Linked DNA regions of Homo sapiens: region 2 is linked to region 1. Evidence: read pairs that join two places in POLR2A ChIA-PET (ENCODE). Cell type or tissue: GM12878. All regions are shown on one strand. Links, peaks and the distances in the headings refer to the core of each region. The heading gives the core; the rest is flanking DNA. Region 1 overlaps PACS1 (phosphofurin acidic cluster sorting protein 1). Region 2 overlaps PACS1 (phosphofurin acidic cluster sorting protein 1).

Region 1 (5,377 bases), core at 274-5,273:
TTTCGGGCTTAGCCACCACTATCTCAAGCACATCATGAAAACTAAAGGTAAACAGTAGCATGATGTTTTCAGGTTGCAAGCACTGGTTTCATAACAGGCTGTAAATTAATCCTAAAAGTCAGAACTTCTCTTTTTCAGTGGTTCTCAAACTTTGGTGTGCCTAAGGGTCGCCTGGGGAACCTGTTTAAAAATACAGACAGCGGCCAGGCACAGTGGCTCACACCTGTAATCCCAGCACTTTGGGAGGCTGAGGCGGGCGGATCATGAGGTCAAGATATCGAGACCATCCTGGCCAACATGGTGAAACCCTGTCTCTACTAAAAATACAAAAATTAGCTGGGCGTGGTGGCGCATGTCTGTAGTCCCAGCTACTCGGGAGGCTGAGGCAGGAGAATCACTTGAACCCGGGAGGCGGAGGTTGCAGTGAGCCAAGATCGCGCCACTGCACTCCAGCTTGGGCGACAGAGCAAGACTTTGTCTCGAAAAAAAAAAAAAGTGCAGACAGCAAGAGCTCACCTCTCAAGAGTCCTATTTAGTAGCTTCATCAGCAGTAAGCCTAACAATAATAAGAAACACAATATCAGGGCTGGGATTAGGGTGAGGCAAGCAAGGGACCCAGGGTACAAAACTTAAAGAAGTGCTTGCTCTCAGGTTTGTGCAAGTGCCAAGACAGTAAGTGCCTCCTCACACACTTCGTGGGGCATGTCACTTGACTCACTCTAGTCTTGGTCCTGCAAAGTATAGGGTAGTCCATGGACCATCAGCATCAGCATGGCCTGGGGACTTATTAAAAATGCAAAAGCCGTCTGGGCACCATAGCTCACCCTGTAATCCCACTTTGGGTGGTTGCTTGGGGACAGGATTTCAATACCAGCCCAGGTAATATGGCAAGACTCCCATCTCTGTAAAAAAATTTTTTTTAATTACCTGGGCATGGTGGCAGAAGTCTACAGTCCTATCTACTAAGAAGGCTGAGGCAGGAGCATCACTTCAGTCCATGAGTTTGAGGCTGCAGTGAGCCATGATCAGGCCACTGCACTCTAGCCTGAGTGACAGAGTGTGATACTGTCCAATAAATAAATAAATAAATAAATAAACGGGGCAAAATCTTGGCCTACCCCAGACCTACTGAATCAGAATTTGCATTTTATGCTGGGTGCTGTGGCTCATGTCTGTAATACCAGCATTCTAGAAGCCCAAGGCAGGTGGATCACCTGAGGTCAGGAGTTCAAGACCAGCCTGGCCAACATGGTGAAACCCCGTCTCTACTAAAAATAAAAAAAGAATTTGCATTTTAACAAGATTCTCAGGTTATTCCTGTTCACATTAAAGTCTGAGAAACAATGAATAGAAGGGATGCTCAAATTTAGTTCTGCAACTGAAACCAAAACCCTAAGCACTTTTTAACCTATCATGCTGCATTTCTAAAATAGGAAACAGTGAGTAATGGCTCTCCACTGGAGTCCAAAGGACAGCCCTACAATGGCCAATATTATTGTCACCCCTTGGTCAATGGCCTGGATAATGACATAAGAGATGCTTATTAACCTGCAGGTGGCACAAAAGAGGAGGCTGCTGAGGCAGGAAGGAGCAGAGTCAGACCATCCTGACCGGCTGGATGCCAGGTAAGCACATAACAAGTTTTACATTTAGGTTAAAAATTTCAGTAATGAAGGTATAAGATGTGTGTGGTGGTTTGCTTGGAAATAAAACATATGAAACACTCTAGGAATAAATCCAAAAGTGTGTCATGAATTTAATATAATGGCATTTCAAAACAGGAAAAAATGAGTAATTCAATAATGTTGGAGTAACTAGACAGCTAGCTGGAAAAAAATTAATTTGAACCCCTACCTCACATCTTATCTTAAAATAAATTCTAGATGCATAAAAGATTTAAGTACACACACACACACACAAACACAAACACACACACTCACACAAATCCATTTAAGTACTAGCAGAAAATATGGGTATTTTTTAAACAGCCTCAAGTGGACAAGGCCTTTCTAAGTATGAATAAACTCCAAACACATGAAGTCCAGAGGTCATTTTAAAAAAGATGGCTACATTTTATTACATTAAAGAAAAACTTCTGCACGGCAAACACCAATGTAAACAGAGCTTGGAGACAAATGACGAAATGGTGGGGGGGGGGGCAATTTGTGACTCATATCCAAGACATAGGGCTATTTTCAAAAATCCCCAAAAATCAAGAAGAAAAAAGCCCAACAAGCCAAGAGAAAAGTGGGCAATGCTGAGGCTGGAGAGCCTACGGAGGCCGGGCACTGTCCTCCAATAGCTGAAGACCACTTCTGTGGGAGTGAAAAAACTGAGTCATTCATTTCTACAAATGGTTAAATCAGGACTTAGGGTGGAAATTCCCATGAGTTAAGTTTTAGCCGAACATAGAGAACTTATTAATAATTCGGGCAGTCCATACAATGGAATGGGCCTGCTTAAAAAACTGCTGAATTCTTGTTCAGTGGAAGCACTCGGGCCAAGGCTAGATGAGGGTCAACTTGTATGAAGTTTTTTGGAAGGCATGAGATGGGAAACTAAACTGCACGATTACTGAGGGTGCTTAAAACCCTAAAATTATGCAATTCTATTCAAAGACTACATCCGCTCTGGAAAAGATAGGAGAATAAATCAAATAATGATGGGCTATCACAGCTCCATAAAGACTGAAAGCCATGGTGCTCATCACTCCTAGCTTTTTATTCTAAGTAGGGTGTTCTCTGGAGTGGGGATGTTAGAGGATATGAAGGTTTTGTTAAATCATAACTCCTGCACTCAGGAATATTTTGGTTTGTTTTGGTTTTTGGTGTGTGTGTGTGTGTGTGTGTGTGTGTGTGACAGTGGGATTGGGCAGTCCTGTTTCACATTCTTGGCGTGTGTGTGTGTGTGTGTGTGTGTTAGCGGGATTGGGCAGTCCTGTTTCACATTCCTCTCCTGGGCTCCCCAAACACTGAAAGCAACAGCACAATTTTGAAAGAGAGTGAATTAGTGCTGGAGGGTTGAGTGTGAGGTCTCAGCAGCATAGCCACATAACCCGTAGGACGTACTTACGTATCTACGTCATTTACGACAGTCCAATTATGAGCTAAAAGTCACAGACAAATCAGTAGCTCAATAATTCAACTGACAGGTGGACAGTGTTTCAGAAGCTAGTCTGGAAGGCACGTGGGCAGAATCTGAAACCACGTTAAGAGGAGCGCAGGAGGCTGGGTGTAGTGGCTCACGCCTGTAATCCCAGCACTTTGGGAGGCCAAGTGGGGTGGATCACTTGAGGTCAGGAGTTCGAGACCAGCCTGGCCAACATGGTGAAACCCCGTCTCTACTAAAAATACAAAAATTAGCCAGGCATGGTGGTAGGCACCTGTAATCCCAGCTACTCGGGAGGCTGAGACAGAAGAATTGCTTGAACCCAGGAGGTGGAGGTTGCACTGAGTTGAGATTGCACCACTGCACTCTAGCCTGGGTGACAGAGCAAGGCTCTGTCTCAAAAAAAAAAAAAAAGCGCAGGAGAGGAGGCCAGCAGGGATGAGGGCAGGCCTCAGGCAGCCATGGTACATGCTGAACCTGTGCACAGTGTGTCTGGGTGACAGTGCTGGCATGTTTTCCACACAGAAAATCGCTCTGTAATACTAGTAATTTATCAACTAAAGTTAAAATGAAGAACTTTCATTTATCTTGAGTTCTAAAGCTTAAGCCAAAGCAATTTTAGTTGGAGAAAGCTGAGGAGCTAACAAAAACCCATAAAGATTCTGAAGGGCGTGCCTTACCTATCTCAGAGCTCGTGAAGATGGCAACCATGAGTCCTTAGCGTGGCTTCTAATTTCTCTTCAAAATCAAGGGCTTCCTTTCTTTTTGATATGGACACACCACTAAGTACTCTTTAGCCATTACCAGGACAAGCTTTTAGTTCAAAATATAATGAAAAGAATGAGTGGTGAGAAGAAATAAGATTTTTTTTTTTGAGATGGAGTCTATCTCTATTGCCCAGGCTGGAGTGCAGCGATGTGACCTCAGCTCACTGCAACCTCCACATCCCGGGTTCAAGCCATCCTCCTGCCTCAGACTCCCAAGTAGCTGGAGTAGCACCACACCTGGCTAATTTTTGTATTTTTAGTAGAGACAGGGTTTCACCATGATGGCCAGGCTGGTCTCGAACTCCTGACCTCAGGTGATCCACCTACCTCAGCCTCCCAAAATGCTGGGATTACAGGCGTGAGCCACTGCACTTGGCTGAAATAAGATATTTTTGAGGTAAGAGAGCAATAAATAAGGAAGAAACAAGAAACCCAAAGAGGAGATAAGAAGGATTATCTCCGGCATAATTATCTAAGATTCAAGACAGAATAAAAGTGAGTAATTGCTGGGGAGTGAAGGGAATCCCCAGTGATAGTGAGAAAAAGATGACACCGTGACCAAGTTTCTACACTGGCCATCAGGGGGCACCATCGGTCAGAACAACGCCCTGGCGCCAGGGTACAGGGAGCCCTACCCAACTGGACTTCCATATGTACAGGCTGCTCCCACTTTGGGAACACATACTAAACTATAAGCCATTGGAAATGCTTTTACAGCCAGATTAAGAGAGAAAAAAAAATACATCAAAAACAAACACAAACCCATCTGTCCCTATATTTGTACATCCAAATCAGAAATGGCAACGATACGTAGCGTGTCATTTGGATCCTAGAAGTAGGGAGGGCCAGAGAAAGCTGAAGAAATTTCATCACCTAGCCAGGTGTAGTGGCAGGCACCTGTAGGTCCCAGCTACTAGGGAGGCTGAGGCACAAGAATCACTTGAACCTGGGAGGCAGAGGTTGCAGTGAGCCGAGCGAGATTGCTCCACTGCACTCCAGCTTGGGGGACAGAGCGAGACTCCGTCTCAAAAAAAAAAAAAAAAAAAAAAAAAGAAAAAGAAAAAGAAAAAGAAATTTAATCACCGAGTCCCTGTTACTGAAACTCAGCCGGCCTCACAACAGTCGAGGGCAGCAGCACAGTGGGGCAGTGGACTCCGCACAAGGGGATGGTGGGGAATTACGCTAATGGGGATTTCAGGGAGCACAGAGAGGAACCTGGAACAATGACAATGTGATCAATGCCTCAGGAATAGGCATTTCATGCTTATGTTAGAGCTAGGTTCTCATATCTTTAAGAAATTAGAATAAACATGGGGTATATATCACAGGCATCTGAAGAAGGAAGTCAACAACTTGCCCAGTATCACACTTAGCCAGGACAAGTATCTGTCTGGCTTGCTAATCCAGTTTCTTTCCATTAGATATTTTTATAAATAATTAAATTTGTGATGGGAAAAAAAAGAAGAAAGCATTGCTTTAAGGTACATTTAACAAAAAAGTCT
Region 2 (5,377 bases), core at 236-5,235, 55 kb after region 1:
GTCAAAGCATTTCTGGCACATGGTTTTAAAGAGACTATAGCAATTTGCTGGCTTTTTTTTTCCTCCACATTTATTATAATTGGCAGAAATATCTAAATGACAAACAAGAAAACAGAGCCACAGTCCTAAACAGTCATTCTTCTATAGCTGTTCTCTTAAGTGGATTTAAATATAATGAAGCCTCTCCACACTTGATACAAGGCATTCATTTATCAGTGTGGCTGCCTTAGAACCAGGCCCTTCTGGAGCCTAAGTAAACATATCACTTGGCCCAAGTCCAAAGCATACAAAACCAACCTTCTGCCAGATCTTAGATTTGGGAGACCATGACCCATTTCCAGCCCAAGCTTGCTTCCCCAGTGAGATGATACTTTCCTTTTTCTCCATGGAGGAAAAAGTCAACCAAAGGGATTAATGGCCAGTGTTTAATAATTACGGCCATTCTTTTTATACTTTTTTTAAAAGGAGAGATAGGACTACCTACAAGTAATAAAAACAAAGCAATAATGACATTACATGCGTTTAATGAACAATTCTCCCCACTAACGGCAAGGGCATAAACAATTTATTGCATATCTTGGTGGCAGAGAGGAAATACAATTAAATCCATTAATAGCCACAGGAGTTTTTATGTTCCCAGAGGACCTTGGTTTCCAGAGTTGCTTATTCATTTTCATCCACAGCAAAAGCAGTGCATGGGAGAGATGACAGAATGCTGTCAACTACTTTCTACATATTTTAACTCTGAGGACATAATTTCATAAACAATAGACTTAAGGCATATTACACTGCCCCATTCCATCGCCTGTGATTTAAAGTACCAAACAAAAACCTGCTTGTGAAGACAATGTAAAAGGTGGCTGATATGAGAGCTGCTGCAGTATAAATATTATACCATCATATTCATAGTTTCACTGACACTCCTCAAAGATGTGAAGGTCATGATTTCTATGAACATAGATGCTCAGACATTTTATTTTATATTTTTTGAAACAGAGTTTTGCTCTTGCTGCCCAGGCTGGAGTGCAATGGCATGATCTTGGCTCACTGCAACCTCTGCCTCTCGGGTTCAAGCGATTCTCCTGTCTCAGCCTCCCAAGTAGCTGAGATTACAGGCGACCGCCACACGCCCGGCTAATTTTTTTGTATTTTTAGTAAAGATGGAGTTTCACCATGTTGGCCAGGTAACTCCTGACCTCAGGTAATCCACCCACCTCGGCCTCCCAAAGTGCTGGGATTACAGGCGTGAGCCACAGCGCCCGGCCTGATGCGCAAACATTTTACAAACAAACATTTTATCTATCTTCATAACAAATGAGGTGTTTTTTTGTTTGTTTTTTTTTAAGGTGGCCAGACATAGTGGCTCACACCTGTAATCCCAATACTTTGCGAAGCTGAGGTGAGAGGATCACTTGAGGCCAGGGCAACATGGCAAAACCCCATCTCTATAAATAATTTAAAAATTAGCCGGGTATGGTGATGTGGACCTTTACTTGGAAGACTGAGGTTAGAGGATCACTTGAGTCCAGGAATTCGAGGCTGCAGTGAGCTATGATTGTACCACTGCACTCCAGCCTGTGGGACAGAGTAAGACTGTCTCAAAAACAAACAAACAAACAAAACCAAAAAACTAAAGAAAGCAGTTGTGCCCCATGTACCAGTCTACACTCTTCATTAAGCCCTGATGTTTACCATGAGAATCCATTCATCATTAAGATCCAGATTCAAGGAAATGTTAATCTGTGTTTTATACATTCTTAAAGAAGAACCAGAAACAAGTAAATATAATTGTAGATTTCCAACCAAAATGGAAAAATAAAGTCCTGATGCTTATTAAAGGTGAAAATTAACATACACCCAAAGATCTACATGTTTCAGGAGAGACCACAAATGTATTATCAGGTTTCTCCTGTAAAAGTAGAATGTAGTTTTTCTATGGCTTGAGACACAAAAAGGAAAACTTAAAAAGACAAGAGAAAAAAAAATTAACTACATTTAAACCCTCATTTTCCTAGGAGTTGCTCAGTTTTCACCGGTGACAAATGGCAAGCTGTAAACCGGTTCAGTTGCTCTTCTGCTGCCAAACCAGGGCTAAAGAAGTCAGCAGGTAAAACAGGGAAGCTGTCAAGTCAAGCTGGCTCAAAACAAAGCTGTGGTTTGCAGGCGGGGCCTGTACCATCTCTTCCGTTCATATAAGCTGGCAGGATGTAGAAACAGGATCCCGACCCAGCCACTGCTTCAGAGAACCAAAATATTTTGTTTTGACTTTGTAGTCTAATAAGCTTGGGGTTTGGCAGGATCTGTGCCTCAGGTGAACCCAAGACCTTGTGATGGTCCCACCGAGGAAATCTGAATATTACCCTAATTCTAGAAAGAAAGCATGTTTGTTTTGTTTGTTTTGTTTGTTTTGTTTTGGTTGGGGGGGGCAGGGAAGACGGAGAAATTAGGTTGACAAGAAAAACAGCAACAGTAATAGCTGATATTAAGTGCTTTCTATGTTGCCACACACACGATTAACATGTGTTAATAACAAAATTAACCTTATTTAATTCTGATGATAATCCTGTGAGACAGGGACTTTTCTTTTCTTTCTTTCTTTTTTCTTTTTTTTTGAGACAGGGTCTTGATCTGTCGCTCAGACTGGAGTGCAGTAGTGCGAACACAGCTCACTGAATTCTTGACTTCCTGAGCTCACACAATCCTCCAGCCTCAGCCTCCCAAGTAGCTGGGACCACAGGCGTGTGCCACCAAGCCCAGCTAATTTTTTTTTCTATTTTTTGTACAGACGGGGTCTCCCTATGTTGCCCAGGCTGGTCTCGAACTCCTGGGCTCAAGCAATCCTTCCACCTCAGCCTCCCAAATTGCTGGGGTTATAAGTATGAGCCACCACACTCAGCAGGGACAATTATTATGCCCATTTACAGATGAGAAAAGTTGAAGCATTATAGAGGTTAAAAACTTGTCCAGAGTCACTCAAATAGTAAAATCTGACCTGACTGGCTCCAGAACCCACACTCACAGCCACTATACCACACAGCCTCTCGCTGTCTATGATGGAAATTGAGCAGTGTTTTGTAATTCCAGCTGGCAAAGAATAAGGCATTAAATATTATTTGTCAGCTATGAGAACCAGACAGGGCTTGGGGGACCAAGTTTAAACACAGAAACGGCTCTGGTGTCTGGCAATCATGAGTCATGAGACAAATTCCAGCCCCGCCCACTTTTAAACTGTGTAGTCTTAAAAAAATGCCTTCACCTCACAGGGCCTCAATTTTCCCTTCTGAGAAAAGGGATCGTAGCACCTGGCTCTGGCAGTTTTGTGGCACACAGTAAATGCTCTGGTCATCAGCTTCACTGCAGCGAGCATCAGCGCAACTGTCACCTTACCAGAGGCCCTCCCTCACCAAGACAGCCTTTCCCCCCACACTCAGTTCCCCACCACACTATTCTTTGTGACCCTACTCGCTATCTGACCATTTATCACAGATATAACAATATAATTGTTCCTCATCTGTCACCCCCACCAGAAAGCACACCCCGGGAGAGAATGGACTTTGTCAGCCTGTCTGCTGCTGCTTCTCCAGAGCCTAGATCAGTGCTTGGCACACAGAAACACTCAGTAAATATTTGGTGAATGGATGAATTGTGCATAACAGATAGTCATTCAATAAACATTATAAAACACTATAGGAAAATCAGTGTCATTGATTTGACAAATGTAGTTATTGAGCATCTATAAAGTAACTAAATAAAGGAACAAGATTATTTCCAGTAATGGCGAGTAGGTGTGAAGTAGCTTTATAAACTCCCAGAAGGGGTTGGGCAGGTGAGGACAGCCTTCCAAGGTAGCAGGTCAGTGAAGAGCTGAATGATACCCAGGAGCTAGTCTCAGCGATCCAAGGATCCAGGGAAAGGGTATCACAGGTAGAGGGAACAGCAAGTGCAAAAGCCCTAAGGCGAGGGTGACCCACCGCAGGAACAAGGGGAGAACGCAAAGGTGAGGTCAAAGACATGGGAAGGGGCTGCATCGTTTAGCATCTCCTGAACCATGAAAAGGGGATCTTTTTTAAGTATGACGGAAAGTTACTGGATGGTGTCTCTTATCTTCACCCACTAGAATGCAGACTTCATGAGATCAAGGATTTTGCTTGCGGCACATATCAGCTGGTCTATAAGCTTTTGCTGAATGAATGAACTGGAAGATTATAGAGGGGGTGTGACAAGTTCTGATTTTCATTTTAAAATATCACTCTGAACTGCCACTAGTGGTTACTTTCTGGGAAGGACTAAGGTGGCAGAGGTTGGGAGGGATTACAATGCAATGTGTTTGAGAGGTACCATAAAACAGAAAAACAGAAGGGAAAAGCTGCTCCCTAAACCCTGAAGCCATTTGGTGTTTGTAAACAAGAGGCAGGAAAAGGTTAGTGAGGAGGGATCAGTAAATGATGACTGATGCCCCAAGCCTTAGTGTGTTCTAAACTTTTTTTTTTTTTACCCAGACCTTTTCCCAGCAATAAACTATTAAAAAAAAAAAAAAAAAACCTGCTACAAAGAATGTCTCACCTACCAAGAGGAACAAAAGAAAACTCACAGACAGATACAGAAGTGCACATACTCACACACAAACACACACAATGTTTCAGAAAAACAACTGAAAAGAGGCTGGGCGGTGGCTCACGCCAGTAATCTGCTGACGCGGGCTTGAGGTCAGGAGTTCAAGACTAGCCTGGCCATCATGGTGAAAGCCTGTCTCTACTAAAAATACAAAAATTAGTCGGGCATGGTGGTATGCACCTGTAATCCCAGCTACTTGGGAGGCTGAGGCTGGAGAATCACTTGAACCCGGGAGACAGAGGTTGCAGTGAGCCAAGATAGCGCCACTGCACTCCAGCCTGGGCAAGAGAGCAAGACTCTGTCTCAAAAAGAAAAAGAAAAGAAAACAGCTGAAAAGAAAAAACGCCTTCCTATATCTCAGCACAATAACCAGCCTAGCCTGGGTGCGGTGGCTTACGCCTATAATCCCAACACTATGGTAGGCTGAGGCGGGAGGATTGCTTGAGCCCAGGAGTTTGAGATCAGCCTGGGCAGCATAGTGGGACCTTGTCTCTGCAAAAAATTAAAAAGTTAGCAGGGCATGTTGGCATGTGCCTGTGGTTCCAGCTACTTGGGAGTCTAAGGAGGGAGGATCACTTGAACCCAGGAGGTTGAGGCTGAACAGAGTGAGCTGTGTTCATGCCACTGCATTCCAGTTTGGGCAACAGAGTGAGAGCCTATCTCAAAATCAAAAACAAAATAACCAGTCTAAAATCCTTCAGAGACAATTAACATGCCAGTCATACCCAAAATGTTAGCTGGGGGAAATCCTACTCATAATAAA

The links. ChIA-PET counts read pairs that join two places held together with the same protein. Peaks named below come from ENCODE experiments on the same cell type or tissue, not always from the same donor. Only the 100,000 strongest peaks of a DNase experiment are listed, where the experiment ranks them.
Region 2: POLR2A ChIA-PET joins it to region 1 with 12 read pairs; 21 of 35 experiments call an interaction of 5 or more read pairs at or near these places.

The regions. Positions count from the first base shown.
Region 1 is chr11:66,133,805-66,139,181 of GRCh38, reverse strand. All of the region lies in intron 1 of PACS1 (phosphofurin acidic cluster sorting protein 1), which reads right to left. Among named protein-coding and RNA genes, the nearest start is that of PACS1, 66 kb to the right of the region's middle. RefSeq lists silencers at 113-272, 3,277-3,326. In GM12878, for the core only: CTCF peaks have their summits at 1,560 (motif pointing right) and 4,451 (motif pointing right); DNase peaks (open chromatin) are centred at 1,381 and 3,111; H3K4me3 peaks cover 2,246 bases; H3K27ac peaks cover 4,023 bases.
Region 2 is chr11:66,078,468-66,083,844 of GRCh38, reverse strand. The region is part of intron 1 of PACS1 (phosphofurin acidic cluster sorting protein 1); the gene reads right to left. Among named protein-coding and RNA genes, the nearest start is that of PACS1, 11 kb to the right of the region's middle. RefSeq lists an enhancer at 3,333-3,382. In GM12878, for the core only: no CTCF peak of the experiment used is centred there; a DNase peak (open chromatin) is centred at 2,162; H3K4me3 peaks cover 1,324 bases; H3K27ac peaks cover 1,665 bases.